3 separate regions of the Homo sapiens genome follow, and regions 2 and 3 are each linked to region 1. Evidence: chromatin loops called from intact Hi-C (ENCODE). Cell type or tissue: PC-9. All regions are shown on one strand.

Region 1 (8,000 bases):
CCACAGCTGGGAGCCGGGTCTGCGCTAGGAGACCGTTTCCTCTCAGAAGCTGTAATTATGGGTAATTTTCTAAATGCAACACAAAAATTAAAACCCAAACAACACCAGGGTGGGAGCAGCCACAGCAGCTGGTGAACACGAGGGTAGGTCGAGGGTGGGGGGTGGGAGGAGCTGGGCCTTTGACTCAGGAAGGCTGGGGGTGGCCAGCATGGGCAGAGGGGTGTTCAGACAGCCTCACTCCTTGGACAGCCAGCTAGGGTTTCTGAAATGGGGATTATACCCCAAGACTAGTTGCCTGGAGGCGGAAACTCACAGATAGAGGCTCTGGGCCTGGGTTTGAACCTAGCTGTGCCCTGGCTCACTGTGTGGCCTTGACCGGGAAACAGCTGAACTTCAGTGACCCCTCCAAGCCACTGGGTCATGCCACCAATCCCACAGGGCTGCGAGGGACTCCGGGTGACAGAAGGGATACAGGAGGGCCTGGCCAAGAAGCCTCTGCCAAACCTGCAACTCACACCCCCACGTCCGTCCTCCACAAAGCTTAACCAAAGCCGGTACACTTCTGTGCTTCTAGCACCTTGTGTGGCTTTCACCGGCCACACATCGAAGCCCCACCCCTCTGCCCTGCACTTGAACTCCAGAGTCATACTAACCCTTGGGAACTGGCTTCCATCCTCTGGTAATGTCCTCCTTCCAGACCAAAGAAGGTGGCAGCATCTCTAGTTTTTCTTTTTAGATATGGGTGTCTCACTCTGTCACCCAGGCTGGAGTGCAGCGGCACAATCATAGCTCACTGCAGCCTCAACCTCCGGGTTTAAGTGATCCTCCCACCTCAGCTTCCCAAGTAGCTGGGACCAAATGCATGCACTAACAAGCCCAGCCATCATTTCTTCTCCCCATGTTACAGATGGGGAAACTGAGGCTCGTAAAGGAACCAAGGACGTCATGTGAGCGACCCAGAGGCAATACCCCACCCATCAGAGTGCTTCCAGTACCCTGTCTGGTCTGGGAGACTCGAGGTGTCTCTTAGAAATCCCAGGTCTAGGAGGAGGGTCTGTAATAGCTGCTGGTAGCTCTGGGTGCACGCTGGCTGCAGCCCATCCTGGGCCTAACCACGTGGCTGCACTCCCCACCGCCAGCTTCTGCTACTCCTCACCTGTAGCTTTCTCTGGCCGAGGGAATGCCGTTTTTTTTGTTTGTTTGTTTTTTTGAGATGGAGTCTTGCACTGTTGCCCAGGCTGGAGTGCAGTGGCACAATCTCGGCTCACTGCAACCTCCGCCTCCCAGGTTCAAGCAATTCTCCTGCCTCAGCTTCCTGAGTAGCTGGGATTACAGGTGCCTGCCACCACACCTGGCTAATTTTTGTATTTTTAGTAGAGACGGGGTTTCACCATGCTGGCCAGGCTGGTCTTGAACTCCCGACTTCAGGCGATCTGCCCGCCTTGGCCTCCCAAAGTGCTGCGATTACAGGTGTGAGCCACCACCGTGCCTGCCCTGGGAATGCCCCGTCTAAGGACATGCCAGTCTCCCTAAGGTCTCCGACAGGACTGAGCTTCATTTCCCACGACCTCCCCTGCTCCTGGGCACCCCCTGCAGGGCCCTTCCCCAGCTCCCATGGCCGGATACCCATGTGCCCCACATTCTCAGTGTGCCATCTTGGGTCTGTTTTCTGGGAAATCAAAATGAGGTTGGGGGTGGATAAACACCCCACAGGGCTGGGTGTGGTGGGTCACGCCTGTAATCCCAGCACTTTGGGAGGCCAAGGCGAGTGGATCACCTGAGGTCAGGAGTTTGAGACCATCCTGGCCAACATGGTGAAACCCCATTTCTACTAAAATTACAAAAAATTAGCCAGGCGTGGTGGCGCGTGCCTGTATGTAATCCCAGCTATTCAGGAGGCTGAGGCAGGACAATCTCTTGAACCCAGGAAGCGGAGGTTGCCGTGAGCTGAGATTGTGCCATTGCACTCCTGGCCGAGGAGCCTCTGCTGAACCTACAACCTCCCACCCTCACGTTCGTCGTCCCTCCCCCACGTCCACAATAAGACCAAAACTCCGTCTAAAAAAAAAAAAAAAAAAACCCAAACCAAAACACCCCACGCTCCTCGCCCCTGAGTGGGACCCCTCTGAGATGAGCATCTACACTGTCCCCCAGCTGTCCCAGGCGGGGCTGAGCGCCACTCATCCACATGTGTCATGTCTGTTGGCAGTTGGTGCCCCCTGTAGGGCTCCTTCCCTTCCTGTCTCATGTCCCATTCCCTACCAGGAGCTTCCTGGGGTCACCTCCCAGGTATCCCCTCACCCCACCTGATCCCACCTGCCCTTGAATCTTCAACTCAGAGCCAGCTACTGGAAGCCCCAGCTACCGTGCACCCAGCGCTCTGCTTCAGTGCTCTCGCTGAACCTCAACCAGCTGCCTTGGCAGCCTCCACCTCCCGGGCTTAAGCAGTCCTCCCACCTTGGCCTCCCAAGTAGCTAGGACCACAGGTGTGCGCCACCACTCCTGGCTGTCATTTCTTCTCCCCATGTTACAGATGGGGAAACTGAGGCTCATCACGGCATCAAGGGTGTCGTGTGAGAGACCCATAGGTGGCACTCACCTATGTCTGAGAAAGGTTCAGAGCAGCAAAGCAACTTGCCTGGGGACACAAATCAGGGAGTGGAGGCACCAGATCTGACTTCGAGGTACCCTGACAATGCCCATTCCTCACCTCGTCTGTCTAGAGCTCCAGCCTCCGCCTCCTCCTTTTTTTTTTTTTTTTTTTTTGAGATGGAGTCTCATTCTGTTGCCCAGGCTGGAGTGCCGTGGTGCGATCTCGACTCACTGCAAACCTCCACCTCCTGAGTTCAAGCAATTCTCTGCCTCAGCCTCCCGAGTAGCTGGGATTACAGGCGCCTGCCACCACGCCCGGCTAATTTTTGTATTTTTAGTAGAGACGGCGTTTCACCATCTTGGCCAGGCTGGTCTTGACCTCCTGACCTGATGGTCCACCCACCTCAGCCTCCCAAAGTGCTGGGATTACAGGCATGAACCACTGCACCTGGCCCTCATCCTCCTTTTTTTAGAGACAGTCTCACTCTGTCACCCAGGCTGGAGTGCAGTGGCACAATCACAGCTCACTGCAGCCTCAAACTCCTGGGCTCAAGCGATCCTCGCAGCTCAGCTTCCCGAGTAGCTGGGGCAACAGACGTGCACCACCAAGCCCAGCTAATTTTATTTTGTGTGTGTGTGTGGGGGGTCTGACTTTGTTTCCCAGGTTGGTCTCGAACTCCTGGCCTCAAGCGATCCTCTCGCCTCAGCCTCTCAAGTAGCTGGGACTACAGATGTGTGCCACTGTGCCCAGATTCAGTCTCTCTTCTTACTGGTGGAAGAAAGATTTCCTGTGGTACCCTAAGGTCCATCCCTCTCGGGATGGTACAGGGACACGAGTCTTTTCTTCCCTTCTGGGGGTCCTTTGGCTTAACAACACCACAGAGTCCACACTTGGTAAGTACCTGATATTGAGCATGTTTTGACATGATTATGTTAAATGCATCCAGGTCATCCCACCCCAGGGCCTTTGCATTGGGTTTTCTCCTGGCCGGGATACCTTTTCTACAACTGTACACCATGGCCAGCTTCTCTTCATCCTTCAGGCTTCAGCTCCAGTGACATACCCTCGGAGAGGTCCCCAAACCTCTGTTTGGATTATATTACCTTGTTGGATCTTCCTGGATACTTTTTTTTTTCTTTAAGACGAAGTCTCGCTCTGTTGCCCAGGCTGGAGTGCAGTGGCGCAATCTTGACTCACTGCAACCTCCCTCTCCTGGGTTCAAGCAATTCTCCTGCCTCAGCCTCCCGAGTAGCTGGGATTACAGGTGTGTGCCACCACGCCCGGCTACTTTTTGTATTTTTTTAGTAGAGACAAGGTTTCATCATGTTGGCCAGGCTGGTCTCAAACTCCTGACCTCAGGTGATCTGCCCACTTTGGCATCCCAAAGTGTTGAGATTACAGGCGTGAGCCCATGCACCTGACCCTTCCTGGATATCTTGTTTGTTAATTTTTGCATATTTATTGCCCCAGGAACCCTTGAGCTCCATGCGGGCAGGAGGTTTCTATGTTTTGCTTTCTTTTGTAGAGAAGGGGGTCTCACTATGCTACCCAGACTGGTCTTGAACTCCTGGCCTCAAGTGATCCTCCTGCCTTGGCCTCCCAAAGTGCTGGGATTACAGGCGTGAGCCACCGCGCCCGGCCGAAATTTGTATGTTTTGTTCAGGGCTGTGTCCCTAGCGCTTATAACACTTTCTGGCATACAGTAGGTGCTCAACAAATATTTGTTGCTGAGCAAATGGACTAAAGATTACCAATGTCCCCTCTGTGCTGAACTCCTCTGTGTGGTCTACGGAGTTGCCTGCCTTCGCCAAGGCAGCCAGCACCTGCGGTTCCGAATATAACCACTTGAGGGCAGCAGAGACTCAATGTAGCAACTCCTGAGAATCCCAGCAGGTCCCGCCCCCAGCATCCCCTTGAGGCCTCCCTGAGCTAAGACCCCAAGGGTCAGCGGTGGAATCTAGTCTGCCTCTCTTGACCTTGCCCTTGCTCTCAGGTCGGCTTACAAATGTATATTTACATATTTCTGTATTGAATTATTTCATGGCAAGGAGGAGGCAAATATAGAAAACATCACCCAGTCACGCCACACCCCCAAAAATCCTGTCCCCATTTTGAACTCCTCCCTGCGCATCTTTTTTTCTTGTTTGTCCATATTTTTTTCTAGAGAGGCCTTCTTTGACTAGCCCGTTTAAAACTGAACCAGGCCGGGCGCGGTGACTCACGCCTGTAATCCCAGCACTTTGGGAGGCCGAGGTGGGCGGATCACTTGAGGTCAGGAGTTCAATACCAGCCTGGCCAACATGGTGAAACCCTGTCTTCACTAAAAATACAAAAATTAGGCCGGGCGGGGTGGCTCACGCCTGTAATCCCAGCACTTTGGGAGGTCGAGGCGGGCGGATCATGAGGTCAGGAGATCGAGACCATCCTGGCTAACACGGTGAAACCCCGTCTCTACTAAAAATACAAAAAAAAATTAGCCGGGCGTGGTGGCGGGCGCCTGTAGTCTCGGCTACTCTGGAGGCTGAGGCAGGAGAATGGCTTCAACCCGGGAGGCGGAGCTTGCAGTGAGCCGAGATCGTGCCACTGCACTCCAACTTGGGCGACAGAGCGAGACTCCGTCTCCAAAAAACAAAAATTAGCCAGGTGTGGTGTCATGCGCCTGTATTTCCAGCTACTCAGGCGGCTGAGGCAGGAGAATCGCTTGAACCTGAGAGACAGAGATTTCAGTGAGCCGAGATTGAGCCACTGCACTCCAGCCTGGATGACAGAGCGAGACTCAGACTCAAAAAAGAAAGAAAAAACAAAAACTGAACCAGGCCAGGCACGGTGGCTCATGCCTGTAATCTCAGCATTTGGGAGGCCGAGGAGGGAGGATCACGTGAGGCCAGCAATTTGAGGCCAGCCTGGGCAACACAGTGAGACCTCCTGTCTCTACAAAAAATAAAAAATTAGCTGGATGTGGTGGAGCCATGATTGTGCCACTGCACCCCAGCCTGGGTGACAGAGCAAGACTCTGTTTCAAAACAAGAAAAATCTTTGAACCATCCTACTCTCCCGACTCCTTGACTCTAATTTTTTGGCCATGGCATTTTTTTTTTAAGTGAAATCAAATTTATTAAGAAAGTAAAATAATAAAAGAATGGCTACAGCTGGTCGCCATGGCTCACGCCTGTAATACCAACACTTTGGGAGGCCGAGGCAAACAGATTGCCTGAGCTGAGGAGTTCGAGAACAGATGGGCAACATGGTGAAGCCGTATCTGTACCAAAATCACAAAAAATTAGCCAATTGACGTGGCGCACACCTGCAATCCCAGCTACTCAGAAGGCTGAGGCGAGAGAATCGCTTGAACCTGGGAGGTAGAGGTTGCAGTGAGCCCAGATCGCACTACTGCACTCCAGCCTGGATGACAGAGCGAGACTCTGTCTCAAAAAAAAAAAAAAAAAGAATGGCCACTCCATAGGCAGATCAGCACCACAGCACTATTACTGTCTAATCTCCTTTATAATTTGCTGATTTAGGCCGGGCATGTTGGCTCATGCCTGTAATCCCAGCACTTTGGGAGGGCAAGACGGGAGGATCGTTTGAGGCCAGGAGTTTGAGACCAGCCTATGCAACATAGCAAGACCCTCATCTCTACAAAAAATCAAAAAATTAGCCAAGTGTGGTGGCCCACACCCATGGTCCCCACTACATGGGAGGCTGAGCCAGGAGGATCGCTTGAGCCCAGGAAGTGGAGGTTGCAGTGAGTGAGATCACGCCACTGCACTCCAGCCTGGGTGACCGAGTGAGACCTTGTCTCAAAAAAACAAACCAAAAGAACTGTCTTAATTTGGTGGTTTGGGCCGCGTGCGGTGGCTCACGACTGTAATCCCAGCACTTTGGGAGGCCAAGGCAGGCGGATCACCTGAGATCAGGTTCGAGACCAGCCTGGCCAACATGGCAAAACCCTGTCTCTACTAAAAATACAAAAATTAGCCGGGTGCGATGGCGGGCGCCTATAATCCCAACTACTCAGGAGGCTGAGGCAGGAGAATCACTTGAACCTGGGGGGCGGAGTTTGCAGTGAGCCGTGATGGTGCCACTGCACACCAGCCTGGGAGATAGAGCGGTACTCAGTCTCAAAAAAAAAAAAAATTGGTGGCTTGGTGAAGGAGACTCTAAGACTCAATTCAGGGGCATTATCTGAGAGGTGATCCCAGAAGCCCTCCTGGGGGTTAAAGAGGCAGGAAGGGAAGGGGAGCCCTGCAGGGGGTGCCAGCGAGCAGGTTCAACGTGGGCCACCAGGAATGGGTCCTTTCTCAGGGAGACAGCAACAGAAGAGGTGCTTCTGTTGTCCTACCTGAGGGTGGAGGGAGCGGAGGCATTTACAGCCAACTCTCCTTCCGTCTGTGGTTGAAGACTGCTCTCAAGAGAGCCATGTGGCCATGACGTGGCCTCCCGTGGTCAGCGTCACTGTCAGCCAAGAAATGCAAGCCTCACAGGTGGGACATGCTTGGCCGACCATGGCTGCCTTCATGCCACGTTTTATTTCCCCACGACTCTCCCAAAGGTATTCAGTGGCTTTTAAAATTTTACTAGAACCAGCAGGGCGGGCGTGGTGGCTCATGCCTGTAGTCCCAGCACTCTGGGAGGCCAAGGCAGGAGGGTTGCTTGAGCCCAGAAGTTTGAGACCAGTCTGGGCAATGTGGTGAAACCCTGTCTCTACCAGAAAAATAGAAAAATTAGGCGGGTGTGGTGGTGTGCACCTGTAATCCCAGCTACTTGGGAGGCTGAGGTAGGAGGATCACTTGAGCCGAGGAGGTGCAGGTTGCAGTGAGCCATGATTGCGCCACTGCACCCCAGGCTGGGTGACTGAGCCCAGACTCTGCGTCAAAAAACAAAACAAAACAAAAATTACTAAGGCCGGGTACAGTGGCTCACACCTGTAATCCCAGCACTTTGGGAGGCCGAGGTGGGTGGATCACGAGGTCAGGAGATCGAGACCATCCTGGCTAACACAGTGAAACCCCGTCTCTACTAAAAATACAAAAAATTAACCGGGCGTGGTGGCGGGCGCCTGTAGTCCCAGCTACTCTAGTCCCAGCTACTTGGGAGGTTGAGGCAGGAGAATGGCGTGAACCCGGGGGGCGGAGCTTGCAGTGAGCCCAGATCACGCCACTGCACTCCAGCCTGGGCAACAGAACGAGACTCCGTCTCAAAAACAAAAACAACAACAAAAAAAACATTACTATAACTAACAAGGCCATGTGACCTTAAACAAGGTCTTCTCATGTTATTAAAAAGTCATGCTTTGGGCTGGGTGCTGTGTCTTACGCCTGTAATCCCAGCACTCTGGGAGGCCGAGGTGGGAGGATCACCTGAGGTCAGGAGTTCGAGACCAGCCTGGCCAACAAGGTGAAACCCC
Region 2 (8,000 bases), 61 kb after region 1:
AGACACAAAAGGCCACATATTGTATGATTCCATTGATATGAAATGCCCAGAGCAGGCAAATCCATAGAGACAGGAAGCAGACGAGTGGCTGCCAGGGGCTGAGGGAGGGGAATGGAGAATGGCTACTGATGGGGACAGGGTCTCCTTTTCGGGTGATGGAATGTTCTGGAACTAGATAGAGATGATGGTTGCGCAACACAGTGAGTGTACTTAATGCCATGCAATTATATACTTTAAAATGATTAATTTGGCCAGGTACAGTGGCTCATGCCTGTAATCCCAGTGCTTTAGGAGGCCAAGGCAGGAGGATTGCTTTAGCCCAGGAGTTGAAGACCAGCCTGGCCAATACGGCAAAACTCGAAAATACAAATTAGCTGGATGTGGTGGCACATGCCTGCAGTCTCAGCTAATTGGGAGGCTAAGGTGGGAGGATTGCTTGAGCCAGGGAGGGGGAGGCTGCATGCAGTGAGCAAAGATTGCACCACTGCGCTATGGCCTGGGCAACGGGGCAAGGCCTTGTCTCAAAAAAAAAAAAAAATGAACCAGGCCCGGTGGCTCATGCCTGTAATTCCAATACTTTGGGAGGCTGAGGTGGGTGGATCACCTGAGGTCGGGAGTTCAAGATCAACCTGGCCAACGTGGTGAAACCCCGTCTCTACTAAAAAATACAAAAATTAGCCGGGCATGGTGGCAGGTGCCTGTAATCCCAGCTACTCAGGAGGCTGAGGCAGGAGTATGGCTTGAACCTGGGAGGCAGAGATTGCAGTGAGCCGAGATTGTGCCACTGCACTCCAGCCTGGGTGACAAGAGTAGAACTCTGTCTCAAGGAAAAAAAAAAAAGATTCAACCTGTTTCCAAGTAACTCAGCAGTATCCCAGAAAAAGTTGAATAATAGTGAGAGGTGGCTGAGTACGGTGGCTCACGCCTGTAATCTCAGCACTTTGGGAGGCCGAGGCGGGAGGATCACCTGAGGTCAGGAGTTCGAGACTACCCTGGTCAACATGGAAAAACCCTGTCTTTATGAAAAATACAAAAATTATCTGGGCGTGATGGTGCGCACCTGTACTCCCAGCTACTCGGGAGGCTGAGGCATGAGAATGGCTTGAATCTGGGAGGTGGAGGTTGCAGTGCGAGCCCAGATTGTGCCACTGCACTCTAGCCTGGGCGACAGAGCAAGACTCTGTCTCAAAAAAAAAAAGACAATTATATTTTTCAAAGGCCCCACCATCCGTTCCGTCAACAAACCTACACTAATTCCCATCTTCACACCACAGAGGTGACAGGGCACACATCATGTAGACCTGTTTCTTTCTTTCTTTTTTTTTTTTGAGATGGATTATCAAAAATCATTCAGTAGTATGATCTTGTCTTACTGCAACCTCTGCTTCCCGGCCTCAAGAGTTCCTTCTGCCTCATCCTCCCGAGTACTGGGATTACAGTACTCCCGAGTACTGGGAAAACACCCAACTAATTTTTTTTTTTTTTTTTTTTTGAGACGGAGTCTCGCTCTGTCACCCAGGCTGGCGTGCCGCAATCTTGGCTCACTGCAAGCTCCGCCTCCCGGGTTCACGCCATTCTCCTGCCTCAGCCTCCGGAGTAGCTGGGACTACAGGCACCCACCAGCATGCCCGGCTAATTTTTTTGTATTTTTAGTAGAGACGGGGTTTCATCGTGTTAACCAGGATGGTCTCGATCTCCTGACCTCGTGATCCGCCCATCTCGGCCTCCCAAAGTGCTGGGATTACAGGCGTGAGCCACCGCGCCCGGCCAACACCCAACTAATTTTTGTATTTTTAGTAGAGACAGGGTTTCGTCATGTTGGCCAGGATGGTCTTCAATTCCTGAGATCAAGTGATCAGCCCCCCCTTGGCCTCTCAAAGTGCCGGGATTACAGGCATGAGCCACTGCACTCAGCCCCATGCAGACCTGTTTCTAATCTATTATTCACACACCTGAGAAATCCCATAGAATTTTTTCTTTTAGAGATGGGGTCTTGCTACATTGCCCAGGCTGGTCTTGAACTCCTAGACTCAAGCGATCCTCCCACTTTAGCCTTAGTTGAGACTACAGGCATGTACCACCACATCTGGCTTGTTTTTACATCGATTTTATCTTCTTTTTTTTTTTTTTTTTTGAGACGGAGTTTTGCTTTTGTTGCCCAGGCTGGAGTGCAATGGCGGGATTTCGGCTCATCGCAACCTCCACCTCCTGGGTTCAAGTGATTCTCCAGCCTCAGCCTCCCAAGTAGCTGGGATTACAGGCATGCACCACTACGCCTGGCTAATTTTGTACTTTTAGTAGAGACAGGGTTTCTCCATGTTGGTCAGGCTGGTCTCCAACTTCCGACCTCAGGTGATCCGCCTGCCTCAGCCTCCCAAAGTGCTGGGATTACAGGCAAGAGCCATCATGCCTGGCCTGATTTTATCCTTTTTTAAAAATTGCATTGAGACAAAGTCCAACAGCACTTAAAAGTAAAGTTTTGTTTGGTTTTTTTGAGATGGAGTCTCATTCTGTCACCCAGGCTGGAGTGCAGTGGCGCGATCTGAGCTCACTGCAACCTCCACCTTCTGGGTTCAAGTGATTCTCCTGCCTCAGCCTCCCGAGTAGCTGGGATTACAGGCACCATGCCCCGCTTATTTTTGTATTTTTAGTAGAGACGGGGTTTCACCATGTTGGCCAGGATGGTCTCCATCTCCTGACCTCATGATCCGCCCACCTTGGCCTCCCAAAATGCTGGGATTACAGACGTGAGCCACTGTGCCCGGCCAAAAGTAAAGTTTTTAAAAAGATTTACTGCTGCTTTTCCATTCATAGGCAGTAAAAAAGCAATTCTGAGACAGGGTCCAGCTCTGGTCACTGAGGCTGGAGTGCAGTGGCGCCATCAGCGCTCGCTGCAGCCTTGACCTCCAGGGCTCAAGCGATCTTCCTACCTCGGCCTCCCAAAGTGCTGGGATGACAGGCATGAGCCACTGTGCCCAGCCATTGATTTTATCCTGCAACTCTGTTTGCTCCACTCAGCAGTCTATTTCAGAGATCTGTCTACATTACTATACGGAGATCTCAGCGCATCCTTTTCTCTGCTGCATAATACTCCACCTCAGAAACTGGTCGCTATGGATTTAAACATTCCCCTACATTGGAACATCTAAGTGGCTTCTAATTTTCCTTACTGTAAAGCCAAGCTGCAGTGAACGTCCTCATGCAAACTTCTCATGCTGATGGGTGGGGCATAAATGCCAAGTAGGGGCATTGCTGCACTGCAGATCAGTCAATACATACTTGCTATTGAGAGAGATCGTTACACTGAAGCCTGGTTTTCCCACCTCATATTCAATACGTCCCAGAGGAGAAAATTTTACCGTTTATAAATGCGTCTTCCCCTAATCTCCAAGAGGAGACCCACAGAGCTCTTTTCTCTTAAAAACAAATCAACAGGCCGGGTGCAGTGGCTCATGCCTGTAATCCCAGCACTTTGGAAGGTCGAGATGGATAGATCATTTGAGGTCAGGAGTTTCAGACCAGCCTGGCCAACATGGTGAAACCCCGTCTCTACTAAAAATACACAAAAAAATTAGCCAGGCGTGGTGTCGCATGCCTGTAGTCCCAGCTACTCGGGAGGGCGAGGCAGGAGAATCGCTTGAACTTGGGAGGTGGAGGTTGCAGTGAGCCAAGATCACACCACTGCACTCCAGCTAGAGTCTCGCTGTGTCTCAAAACAAACCAACAAACAAAAAACAAATCAGCAGCCAGGCACAGTGGCTCATGCCTGTAATCCCAGCTACTGGGGCGGACCACTTGAGGCCAGGAGTTTGAGGTCAGCCTGGGCAACACAGTGAGACCCCATCTCGAAAAAAGACCAAAAAGCCCCCACACACCAAATGACACGAAAAGCACAGACAATAAAAGAAAAATAATTGATAAACTGGATTTCATCAAAATTAAAAACAAAATGAAAATATTTAAAAGAATGAGTAATCTCTGTTTGGACCAACCTGGAGGGATTTCCCGGCATGACCCGTGGCGAGACTGTGCCACCTTCTGGGCAAGGAAGGAATGGGAGCGGCGATGGGGACGGGAGGGAGACTTCTATGCAAAAAACTCATCGCATGATTTTGACTTTTAAACCATTTCAGTGTTTTACAAAATCAAAAACAATAAAATAAAACAACCCATAGTCCCATATCAACAGATCTGCCTCTTTTCTGTCTTTTCCCTAATGGGCACAAGGTGATGTCTTGAGTCTCATGGGATGTGTTACTTTAAAAATCAACAGGGAAAGCTGTATTCAGAAAAATAGGGTCAGGGGTGGGTGGCTCACACCTGTAATCCCAGCGATTTGGGAGGCTGAGGCAGGAGGATTGCTTGAGGCCAGGAGTTCAAGATCAGCCTGGCCAACATGGCGAAACCCTGTCTCTACTAAAAATACAAAAATTAGCTGAGTCCCAGCTACCCAGGAGGCTGAGGCATGAGAATCACTTGAACCCGGGAGGTGGAGGTTGCAGTGAGCTGAGATTGCACCACTGCCCTCCAGCCTGGATGACAGAGTGAGATTCTGTCTCAAAAACAAAAATAAAAAACAACAAACAAACAAAAAAACAAGAAAGAAAGAAAACCACTGTCAGCATATACACATACCCCAAGACCTGCAGTCACAAGAGAGGTGTTCATGTGTGTGTTTGCCAAGACCCACCTGATGGCAGGGCTCGGTGGCTCACACCTATAATCCCAGCTTCTTTGGGAGGCCGAGGTGGAAGGATCATTTGAGCCCGGAAGTTCAAGACCAGCCAGGGCAATATAGTGAGATCCCATCTCTACAAAAAATAAAATTTAAAAAATTAGCCAGGCATGGTGGTGCATGCCTGTAGTCCCAGCTACTTGGGAGGCTGAGGCAAGAGGATCACCGGAGCCCAGGAGGTCGAGGCTGCAGTGAGCTATGATTGTACCACTGCGCTCCAACCTAGGCAACAGAGCAAGACCCCATCTCAAAACAAAAAAAAAGTTTCTCACCAAAGTGATAGGGAAACTTAAGGTCTGTTCACATTGCCTGATGTAAATTATCACTCAATTTTAAATAGGGTAACGGCAGGGAGCCACCTGCCATACAGTGTATCTGGCACTAGAAGGAAGTGTGTGGCTGGTAATCTGGCTGAAGTCTTAGCCTCTGAACACGCTCTGTTCCAAAAGGGTTGGATGGTTCTCCTCCGGGAGAAGGGGGGCAGGGCACCCCAAGTCCCACATCACTTTGCCAGCAGCACACCCGGCCTCATGCACCATCAAAGCATACACCGTGAAAGGACGGGGCTCGGGCAGACGCCCCATTGTCTACACCCCATCTACCTGACAGGACCCCGCCGCGCAGCCTCGTCTGACCGATTCCCCTGACCCCACGACAAAGACCCTCTTTGTTCCCTGGTAATATCCTTAGCAGGTCTGTCTAGACTCACTGTGGCAGCAATTGTCCCGTGATGTTACCAAGTTCTGTGACCCGGGTCCTCCTCACCCAGCTTTGGCAAGAGACACCCCAGATGGCCCCGAGCCCCGGAGCTCCCCAGCCCTTAACACCCACCTGCACCTCCTCGGAAGAGAAACACAGCCAGTGCCCCAGTCCACCCTGAGAGGTAGGGGAGACGGGACACACGAGACACATGGTGCCTCGTGCTTGGGGTGCTGGGGGAAGCTGCCATCCCAGGAAAGACAAGGGGGGGTCCCCTCTGTACCCCACCAACTCCCACCTCCTGAACACTGCGGGTGGGAAACAGTTCCACCTATGCTGTGGGCATGACTTCACCCAGGGGACAAAGAGAAAGGATCAGAAGAGACGGAGACAGGCCGGGCGCGGTGGCTCATGCCTGTAATCCCAGCACTTTGGGAGGCCAAGGCAGGCGGATCACGAGGTCAGGAGTTCGAGACCAGCCTGACCAATATGGTGAAACCCCGTCTCTACTGAAAATACAAAAATTAGCTGGGCGTGGTGGCGTGCACCTGTAGTCCCAGCTACTTGGGAGGCTGAGACGGGAGAATCACTTGAACTCGGGAGGCAGAGGTTGCAGTGAGCCAAGATGGCACCACTGTACTCCAGCCTGGGTGACAGAGTGAGACCCTGTCTCAAAAAAAAAAAAAAAAGGAGAGACAGAGACAGAGAGATGGAGTCAGAGAGAAACAGAAATGGGGAGAGAGAGAAGGGGAAAGAGACAGATTCAGAGAGAAAGAAACAAGGAGACAGAGACACACACAGGGAGAGAAACTGAGACACACGGAGATTAACAAAGATAGAGAGGAAGAGAGAGAAAGGGGAAGAGATAGTAAGACCCAGAGAGAGAGAGAGACAGGGAGACAGAGAGAAACAGAGAAGGATGGGCATGGAGGTTTATGCCTGTAATCCCAGCACTTTGAGGGGCTAAGACAGGAGGATGGCTTGAGCCCAGGAGTTTGAGACCAGTCTGGGCAACATAGCCAAATCCCATCTCTACAAAAAAAAAAAAAAAAAAGAAAGAAAGAAAGAAAAAAAAATTAGCTGGGTGTGGTGGTGCATGCCTGTAGTCCCAGCTAATGGGGAAGCTGGGGCGGGAGGATCACCTGAGCCCGGGAGGTCAAGGATGAGGTGAGCTGAGATTGCTCACCTCACTCGTTCAATCGACCATTGAACTCCACTCCAGTCTGGACGACAGAGTGAGACCCTGTCTCAAAAAAAAAAGAGAGCGAGAAAGAGAGAAACGGAGAGAGAAAGAAGGGACGAGGTGGGAAGGAACAGAGAAACCCAGAGAGAGAGAGGCAGAAAGAGACGAGAGGGAGAGGAAGAAAGACACAAGAGAGAGAAACAGCCGGGTGCGGTGGCTCACACCTGTAATCCCAGCACTTTGGGAGGCCGAGGTGGGCGAATCACCTGAGGTCGGGAGTTCAAGACCAGCCTGACCAACATGGAGAAACCCTGTCTCTACTAAAAATACAAAATTAGCTGGGCGTGGTGGTACATGCCTGTAATCCCAGCTACTCAGGAGGCTGAGGCAGGAGAATTGCTTGAACCTGGGAGGCGGAGGTTGCGGTGAGCTGAGATTGTGCCATTGCACTACAGCCTGGGCAACAAGAGCGAAACTCTGTCTCAAAAAAAAAAAAAAAAAAAAAAAAGAGAGAAACAGACACACACAGATAGAGAAGGTGAAAGTGACAGAGAGAGAGACAGAAGAGACAGAGAGATGAAGAGAGACACAGATATGAACAGATAGAAGAAAGGAAAGAGACAGAGAGAGACCCAGAGGGAGCAAGAGGGGAGAGACACAGAGAAGTACTTAGGGGGTCCCTGAAGGATGAGGAGCTTCCGAAAAATCGGTCACGGCAGGAAGCAATTGCCACCCACAGTGCAGAACAAAACACCCATCTTTGGGTGGAGGTGACGCCTGGCAACAGTTGCCTGCATTACACCAACAACACTCCAGGGCACATTTTTTGGAGGAATGGATTCAACCCATCCAGCAGTGACACCTTTCTAACAGGCAAATCCAGGACAGGAAGGAACCAAGCAGCAACTCCAGGGGCGGTTCTCGCAGAGGTGTGGCACCTGGAAGCTGCTTGTTCCTGCCAACTTCTGGAACAGGCAAAATTCACCTACTGGCGCAAAAAAGTCTGCAGAGGTTTACATCGGGAGGGCTTGGGAGTACTTGGGGGAGAGGCTATGTGGGGCTTCTGTGAAGAATGCGAGGAAGAACCAGAGAATGTTCGAGATCTTGACCTGGCCCTTGGGGGTGCACATATGTAAAATTTCTTTTTTTTTTTTGAGACAGAGTCTCGCTTTGTCACCCAGGCTGGAGTGCAGTGGCACAATCTCGGCTTACTGCAACCTCTGCCTCCTGGGTTCAAGTGATTTCTGGCTAATTTTTGTATTTTTAGTAGAGACAGGGTTTCACCATATTGGTCAGGCTGGTCTTGACTCCTGACCTCAAGCGATCTGCCCGCCTCAGCCTTCCAAAGCGCTAGGATTACAGGCGTGAGCCGCTGTGCCTGGC
Region 3 (8,000 bases), 160 kb after region 1:
CTCAGGCCACGCTGGTCCGCCAACCCTCCGAGGAAGGCTGGGTTTTCCCCCAGAAACAAACGGAGCAGCTGTGAGGACAGATGAGGCACCGCTGCTCCCAAGCCCTGGGGCTGTGGGTCCTGCAACTCCAGTGAGCCCTGAACCTGCTGGAGGCCACAGATGGCCTCACACCTACTTTTGGGCTCCTTTTCAAATCTGTTGCTTTTAGCCAATCCCCAAAGGGAGAATGGTGAAGACCTCAGGGCCATGGGGGTTCCAGGGAACAGGGACTCACTTCCTGGTCATCAAACATCTGTGGTTCCCATGAGAAGTTCTTCTGGGTGTCTGACTTAATTCCCTCTTGCTCTCCTATAAGACAGTGCCTAGGGTGGAGGGGAGGAGCCTTGAGCTTCTCGCATTCCCTTTTTCTGCCCTTTACCTGCCACTATGTTGTCACTCTCTCTGACCGGTGTCCTACCCCACAGACCTGTAATAGCAGAGCAGAGGCCACCATGGCTGCTGAAATGCTCATTGCAGGGAAGGGTTTCATTCAGAAGGCACCACTTTTATCCCCATTTCATAGCTCAGGAAACTGAGGCTCAGTCCAGCTTGTCCCAGACCCAGATTAGAACTGGTTGACTTGGCTCATGTGAGCCTCCCAGTCTAGGAGTCTCTGGGGAGAGCAAACACCCAGCACAGTGCCTAGAAACATCTTTATTTTTACCTTCTGGTCAACCCTTCAGCAGCTCACCAGTGCCTACTCAGTGCCAGGCACTCAACAGGGCTTGTGTCCTCCAACTCTTCCTTTTTCAAGTCCACAGCTTTTCCTCAGTTCACTAAGCACTCAGCTCCCCAGAATTCTGACTTGGCTTGGGGTCCACTCTGGCCTCTGAATCATCTTCATTTCAGCAGAAACAGAGGACAAGGGTCCTTGAGGGGCGTTCTTCCCAGCTCCCCAGTCACCTCAGGCCAGACCCTCTGCTACTCTGAGCCTCAGTTTCTCATCTGTCAAATGGGGATGAAGCCCAGCCTGAGTTCCATGCCTCTTCTAGACTCAGCCGTCATCCCCACAGGGCCTGGGGGGCTACATAGAGATCTGGGGAGGGTGGCATGTGGACCCAGCCCCCTCTCAGGGCCAGTGTTGTGTGTTATTTCCGCATTTCTGCTGCCTAGGGTGAGTCAAGGAGGAAGCACAAAGTTTGGCCCAGAGCAGAGTGCATGGGTGGAGCAGAGAGTTGATGAATGAACTTGTAAGTGCCTAAGAGGCCCAGTCACCTGGAACTGGGTGGGAAGTCGTTGTGGGAGGTGGCTCATGAACTGCTTACCTGCCCTCAGCCTGGTCCCTGGACTCCATGCCTGGGATGGGATGTGAGCCAGGAAGTAGCTGGACCAACACGTAGAAGGGTGGGTTCCGGAGACATGTTCCCAGCGCCTGTGTCTTTGTGTCTTCCATTAAAGTTGAGGTTAGCCTAGGGCTACCTGGAGAAAATTAGGGCTGATCCTCTCTGAGCTCATAGGTGGATCTTTATAGTTGAGTGTCACTGTGCACCCACTGTGTTTCTATTCTATTGTGTGTGTGTGTTTTTTTTTTTTTTGAGACGGAGTCTCACTCTGTTGCCTAGGCTGGAGTTCAGTGGCATGATCATGGCTTACTGCAGCCTTGAACTCCTGGACTCAAGCGATCCTCCCACCTCAGCCTCCTGAGTAGCTGGGACTAGGCATGCACCACCATGCCTGGCTAATTTTTGTTTTATTTTTTTGTAGAGACAAGGTCTCATTATGTCTCCCAGGCAGGAGTGCAGTGGCGCAATCATGGCGCACTACAGCCTTGAATTCCTGGGGTCAGGCAATCCTCCCGCCTCAGCCTCCCCAGTAGCTGGGAGCACCCAGCTTGTGTACACCCACTATGAACCTGACTGATGAACTGTCAGAGGCACCAACTCCACATGAACTCCATTTTACAGAAAAGAAAACTGAGTCCCAGAAAATTTAAAGGAGCTGCCCAGCACTGCCTGGGATGCAGTCACTTCCCATATCCAAAGGGCTTCTAGAGCTCTCAGCCAAGAGGACTGGGAACGCTGATCTGCACTTGAACCCAGGCTGTGGGACTTCAGACCAGGAGCATGAATTTGAGTGGGAGCTTCAGTTTCCCACTGAGAGCTCACATGGTGTCCTAAATCTTTCAGGTCTCCCTATGACCTGGACAAAAAAATAAATTAATTAAAAATAAAAATGAAAAGGCTGGGCATGATGGCTTATGCCTGTAATCCCAGCACTTTGGGAGGCCAAGGCAGGTGGATCATCTGAGGTCAGAAGTTCGAGACAAATCTGGCCAGCACAGTGAAACTAAAAATGCAAAAATTAGCCAGGCGTGGTAATGCACGCCTGTAATCCCAGCTACTTGGGAGGCTGAGGCAGGAGAATTGCTTGTACCCAGGAGGTGGAGGTTGCAGTGAGCTGAGATGGCACCACTGCTCTCCAGCCTGGGTGACAGAGCGAGACGCCATCTCAAAAAAAGAAAAAAAAAAAGAGAGAGAGAAAGAGAGAGAGAGAGGGTCTCGCTATGTTGCCCAGGCTGGTCTCTAATTCCTGGGTTCAAGTGATGCTCTCACCTTGACCTCTCAAAGTGCTGGAATTACAGGCGTGAGCCACCGCGCCCAGTTTTTCTTTCCAGATATTGTGACCTCAGAGAACAGTATGGAGACATCACCTGTCAGCTCTCTGATTTCTTCTCCCTTCGCCCACAGCACCCACAGTTCAGGGGAACCCCCCAAATCCTACTCCAGCACCATGAGTTTGGAGACAGACTCCATAACCCACCTCAGCCCCTCAAGTTCAGGGGCAACCCCTACCATCCAGCCGAGCCCCAGCTCCACAGATTCAAGGATGATACCCTCCTCCCCACAACCAGAGACAATCACGCACCCTAGTTCTGGCTCCCCCAGTGCAGAGCTCACCCCCTCTTCCCATTCCACCCTCCCCAGTTCCGAATCCCTGACCCCGCACTGGAGCCCCACTTCCCACAGCCCCGGAACGGAGCCCTTGACCTCCACTGACCAGACCTTGGAGCCCCCTGGCCCAGGTGAGTATTAAGAGATTTGGGTGTTTGTAGGGAGGTGGCGGGTGTAACAGGCTGCAGTTTTGGAACTGACCACCAGGGGGAGGTACAGCCCCGAGAATGCTCTAGGAAGGGCTTCTTGTCTCTGCTCCATTGTCTAAAGCTCTTCATGCTATGCGCATTTATTAAGTGCCTAGTGTATGTCACGGCTGGGCACGCAGCGATGGGCAAAGAGAGAAACTAATACTTGCTGTGGTGGGGAGACAGGTTATACATTATGTATTTGGGCCTGGGCAAAATAGCAGGACTTTGTCTCTACAAAAAAATCTAAAAATGGCGGGGCGCGGTGGCTCAAGCCTGTAATCCCAGCACTTTGGGAGGCCGAGGGCGGGGGCGGGGGCGGGGGGGGCGTGTATCACGAGGTCAAGAGTTCAAGACCAGCCTGGCCAAAATGGTGAAACCCCGTCTCTATTAAAACTACAAAAATTAGCCAGGCGTGGTGGCAGACGCCTGTAATCTCAGCAACTCGGGAGGCTGAGGCAGGAGAATCGCTTGAACCCAGGCGGCAGAGGTTGCAGTGAGCTGAGATCGTGCCACTGCACTCCAGCCTGGGTGGCAGAGTAAGACTCTGTCTCAAATAAATAAATAAATAAAATAAAAATGGCTGGGCGTGGTGGTTCACATCTGTAATCCCAGCACTTTGGGAGGCCAAGGTGGGAGGATCACCTGAGGTCAGGAGTTCAAGACCAGCCTGGCCAACATGGTGAAACCCCGTCTCTACTAAAAATACAAAAAATAGCCAGGCATGGTGGCGGGCGCCTGTAATCCGGGCTACTTGGGAGGCTGAGGCAGGAAAATAATTTGAACCCAGGAGGCGGAGGTTGGAGTGAGCCCACATTGAACCACTGCACTCCAGCCTGGGAGACAGAGCAAGACTCCATCTCGGGGGGGAAAAAAAAGACTCTATCTCAAAAATAAATAAAGTAATTGATTAAATAAAATTTAAAAATTAGGCTGGGCTCAGTGGCCCACGCCTGTAATCCCAGCACTTTGGGAGGCCGAGGCGGGTGGATCACCTGAGCCAATGAGTTCAAGACCAGCCTGGGCAACATGGTGAAACCCCATCTCTACTAAATATGTACACAAATTAGCTGGGTGTGGTGGCACACACTTGTAGTCTCAGCTACTGGGGAGGCTGAGGTAAGAGGATCACTAGATCCTTGGAGATGGAGGTCACAGTAAGCTGAGATAACGTCACTGCACTCCAGCCTGTGTGACAGAGCAAGACCCTGTCTCAAAAAAAAAAAAAAAAAATTGTCCAGGCATGGTGGTGCATGCCTGTAATCCTAGCTACTTGGGAGGCTGAGGTGGGAGGATCACTTGAGCCCAGGAGATAGAGGCTGCAGTGAGCTGTGATTGCACTACTGCACTCCAGCCTGGGTGACAGAGTGAGACCCTGTCTCTAAAATACATGATTAAAAAGTGGCAGCCTCAACTGGAGAGGGAAGAGAGGTCAGCTTCCTGAGAACAGATTTTAAAAGGCTCTGGGCCCTGGTGGGTGTCTTAGGCTTGTGGGGAATAGGACCCAGTGCTGACTCTGAGTTCCTTTCCCCAGCTCCAGGTGACACTGGGCCCCGTGAGTTACACAGGAACCCGAGTGTGGTGGTGGTCGTGTGTTTGCTGGTGTCTCTTTTGCTCATCGGGTCTGTGGTCATGGCTGTGAGATTCTGTCACCGGAATGAGTCCAAGTTTGAGAACCTGGACGAGGTGTCCATGGTAAGGTAGGGCTGGGCTGGGGGCTCAGCCCTGGGGCCAAGGCATGGTTGGGGGAGCTGCTATCCCAAGCAGGGCCAACCTGGGCTGCAGAGCCTTTTGGTGTCTGAATGCCTCCCTGTGTGTTCCTTCCTCAGGGATCCGTGAATGACAGATTGTCCTTTGCCCACCACCTCCAGGAGTGAGCCCTGAGGAGCCAACAGAGATGGGGGCATGGATGGGGCTGGGGTTCCTGGGGAGGAGCAGAACCTGAGGAAATAAAGCCCCTACCATTCATCCAAGGCCTCGTGTGAAAACACGAGTTATGGACTCGTGTGAAAACATTAACTGAGCACCTACTATGTGCTGGGCTCTGTGCTGGGGTCACAGTGGGGACCATGTCTTTACTTTCAGGGGATCCACAGACTCAAGGCAGGGACAGATAAGAATCAGGAGCTCACTTGGCTGGGTGCGGTGGTTCACACCTGTAATCCCAGCACTTTGGGAGGCCAAGGCGGGCAGATCTCCTGAGCTTAGGAGTTTGAGACCAGCCTGGCTAACATGGCGAAACTCTGTCTGTACTAAAAATACAAAAATTAGCTGAGCGTGGTGGCAGGTGCCTGTAATCCCAGCTACTCAGGAGGCTGAGGCAGAGAATCGCTTGAACCAGGGAGGCGGAGGTTGCAGTGAGCTGAGATCGCCCCATTGTACTCCAGCCTGGGCAACAGAGCAAGACTCCATCTCAAAAAAAAAAAAAATAGGGCCAGGCGTAGTGGCTTACACCTGTAATCCCAGCACTTTGGAAGGCAAAGGTGGGTGGATCATTTGAGGTCAGGAGTTCAAGACCAGCCTGGTCAACATGGTGAAACCCCATCTTTACTAAAAATACAAAAATTAGCCAGGCGTGGTGGTGTGTGCCTGTAATCCCAGCTATTAGGGAGGCTGAGGCAGGAGAATTGGTTGAGCCTGGGAGTCAGAGGTTGCGGTAAGCTGAGATTGCACCACTGCACTCTAGTCTGGGTGACAGAGTGAGACCCTGTCTCAAAACAAACAAACAAAACTGGGGGTGCCGGGCATGGTGGCTTACCACTGTAATCTCAGCACTTTGAGAAGCTGAGGTGGGTGAATTGCTTGAGCTTGGTAGTTTGAGACCAAATTGGGCAAAATGGCAAAACCCCATCTCTCTCTCTTTTTTTCTTTTTTGAGACAGTCTCCCTCTGTCACCTAGGCTGGAGTGCAGTAGTGCAGTCTTGGCTCACTGCAGCCTCTGACTCCTGGGTTCAAGCCATTCTTTTTTTTTTTTTTTTAATAAGATGGAGTTTCGCTCTTGTTGCCCACACTGGAGTGCAGTGACACGATCTCAGCTCACTGCAACCTCTGCCTCCTGGGTTCAAACGATTCTCCTGCTTCAGCCTCCCAAGTAGCTGGGATTACAGGCACCTGCCACCACACTCAGCTAATTTTTTTGTATTTTTAGTAGAGATGGGGCTTCACCATGTTGGCCAGGATGGTCTCGATCTCCTGATCTCGTGATCCACCCGCCTCCGCCTCCCAAAGTGCTGGGATTACAGGCGTGAGCCACCGCGCCCAGCCAATGACCAGAGAGGGTCTTTGATCTACCCGGGGCGGCACAGCACAGCGGGCAACTTTCCTGGAGCCCCCAAGCTCCTTAGGCCACACCCCATGGGCTCTGCTTGGAAGCAGATATCCTAGACCCTGAGTTGATAAAATCCCCCCCTTCCCAGAGCTGCTGGTCCCCTACCACCATCTTCCTTCGCGCCCTCTCTCTCACTCTATCATATGCAAACACATGAACAATTAATCTTAACACCTCTCACCCAGCCTCCTCACTCCTACGCCTCCCTTCCCTCCTTCCCCCCTCCTTCCTCTGCCCTCCCCGCCCCTCCCCCTCCATGCCCGGCCACCCTCTTGGCCACTCTCTCGTCCCCTCAGGCCCTCTTGGACACTCTGCCCTCCACCCACTGGGAGCCTCACCCAAGGAAAGTGTGTGGATTATGTCCTGGCCTGGTGCCCAGACAGTTAAGGGGCTCCGCTGAGTGGGTGTTGAGGGAGCCCTGGGCCTCCCTCTTGGTCAGGTCATTTTCTCCCCTCCTTCCCTCACTAGCCAGCAGGTCATGGGACCCAGGCAGGACTCCGCAGTGGTGGTAAGTGCCAGACATGCCTGGGCCTCCTGGAGCAAGCTTATTCTTGAGCTTGGGGGCGTCTCAGGAGAGGTGCTGGGGTCTCGTAATCCCCCTGAAACCATCAGAGCCACTCTGGGAGCTGAATGGGTCTCCCATGTGTCTGGGGCCAGGAGACCTTGTTTCGCCAGTCCTGATGCCCCCACCCAGGCTGCTGAACCTGGACAGGTGTGGGGAGGGGCTTTGGGCACCTGGCTGCTGTCCCTGGATGGGGACCGCTGCAAGGTCCGGGCGGGTGTCTCACACTGGTGCCTGTGGTGTGGTCCATGCCACCTTGATTTAGTTCCTTGGGGTTCAAGGGAGGGTGCAGAGAGTGTGGGAGTGAGCTTCTGTCTAGGGGGTGTCCCACAGGGCCGTACCTGGGCTCCCAGTGGTCTGGAGGTCTCAGAACCATTTCTGCAGGGCCACAGATGCCAGCAGCATGAGGCACAGCAGGACAACACTCTCCTTCCTGCTGAGTGAAGTGAGTAGGGGGTGGGGGTGGCCCAGGCCATGGTGGGGAGATCCCAGAGACCCTCTACTGAGAAATACCCAGAGCTGGCCAGGCGCGGTGGCTCACGCCTGCAATCCTAGCACTTTGGGAGGGCGAAGCAGGCGGATCACTTGAGGTCAGGAGTTCAAGACCAACCTGGCCAACATGGAGAAACCCCGTCTCTACTAGACACACAAAAAACTTAGCTGGGCATGGTGGCTCATGCCTGTAGTCCAGCTACTTGGAGGCTGAGGCAGGAGAATTGCTTGAACCTGGGAGGCGGAGGTTGCAGTGAGTTGAGATCACGCCACTGCACTCCAGCCTGGGAGACAGAGTGAGACTCTGTCCCCACCACCAAAAAAAAAAGAAACACTTAGAGCTGCTCGGGGACCAGCTCACAGGGGCCCACTGAGGCCCAGAGAGGCCACCAGGGAATTGGGGACCTGATCCAACTGTCCAGCCCAGGGCTGTGGCCACTGCTTTTGGGAGCAGGAGATCCCTTGTGCCTGGACACAAGGTTTTGACTCACCCAAGAAAA

What was found. Peaks named below come from ENCODE experiments on the same cell type or tissue, not always from the same donor. Only the 100,000 strongest peaks of a DNase experiment are listed, where the experiment ranks them.
Region 2: it touches region 1 in a loop (9-fold over the local background); 102 of 110 quality-filtered maps call a loop at or near these places.
Region 3: a loop joins it to region 1, with 4 times the contacts of the local background. A loop is called at or near these places in 17 of 110 quality-filtered maps.

Annotation. Positions count from the first base shown.
Region 1 is chr19:18,407,227-18,415,226 of GRCh38, reverse strand. It overlaps a transcript of SSBP4 not described here. Among named protein-coding and RNA genes, the nearest start is that of SSBP4, 8.2 kb to the left of the region's middle. RefSeq lists a cis regulatory region at 1-754, silencers at 4,349-4,398, 4,419-4,518 and enhancers at 6,705-6,804, 6,566-7,066. In PC-9, CTCF peaks have their summits at 4,249, 4,450 (motif pointing right), 6,619 and 6,820 (motif pointing right); DNase peaks (open chromatin) are centred at 616, 4,476 and 4,596; H3K27ac peaks cover 870 bases.
Region 2 is chr19:18,345,759-18,353,758 of GRCh38, reverse strand. The region is part of intron 2 of PGPEP1 (pyroglutamyl-peptidase I); the gene reads right to left. Among named protein-coding and RNA genes, the nearest start is that of PGPEP1, 9.2 kb to the right of the region's middle. RefSeq lists a silencer at 3,897-4,105 and an enhancer at 7,062-7,644. In PC-9, CTCF peaks have their summits at 3,846 and 4,048 (motif pointing left); a DNase peak (open chromatin) is centred at 4,028.
Region 3 is chr19:18,247,125-18,255,124 of GRCh38, reverse strand. It overlaps CIST1 (colon, intestine and stomach enriched 1), which reads left to right. Exons shown (of 4, transcript NM_001396036.2): 2 at 2,654-3,061; 3 at 4,653-4,813; 4 at 4,948-5,091. The coding sequence ends at 4,995. It also overlaps a transcript of PDE4C not described here. Among named protein-coding and RNA genes, the nearest start is that of CIST1, 4.2 kb to the left of the region's middle. RefSeq lists an enhancer at 5,881-6,784. In PC-9, CTCF peaks have their summits at 2,909 and 3,118 (motif pointing right); DNase peaks (open chromatin) are centred at 214, 1,204 and 3,184; H3K4me3 peaks cover 1,750 bases; H3K27ac peaks cover 2,148 bases.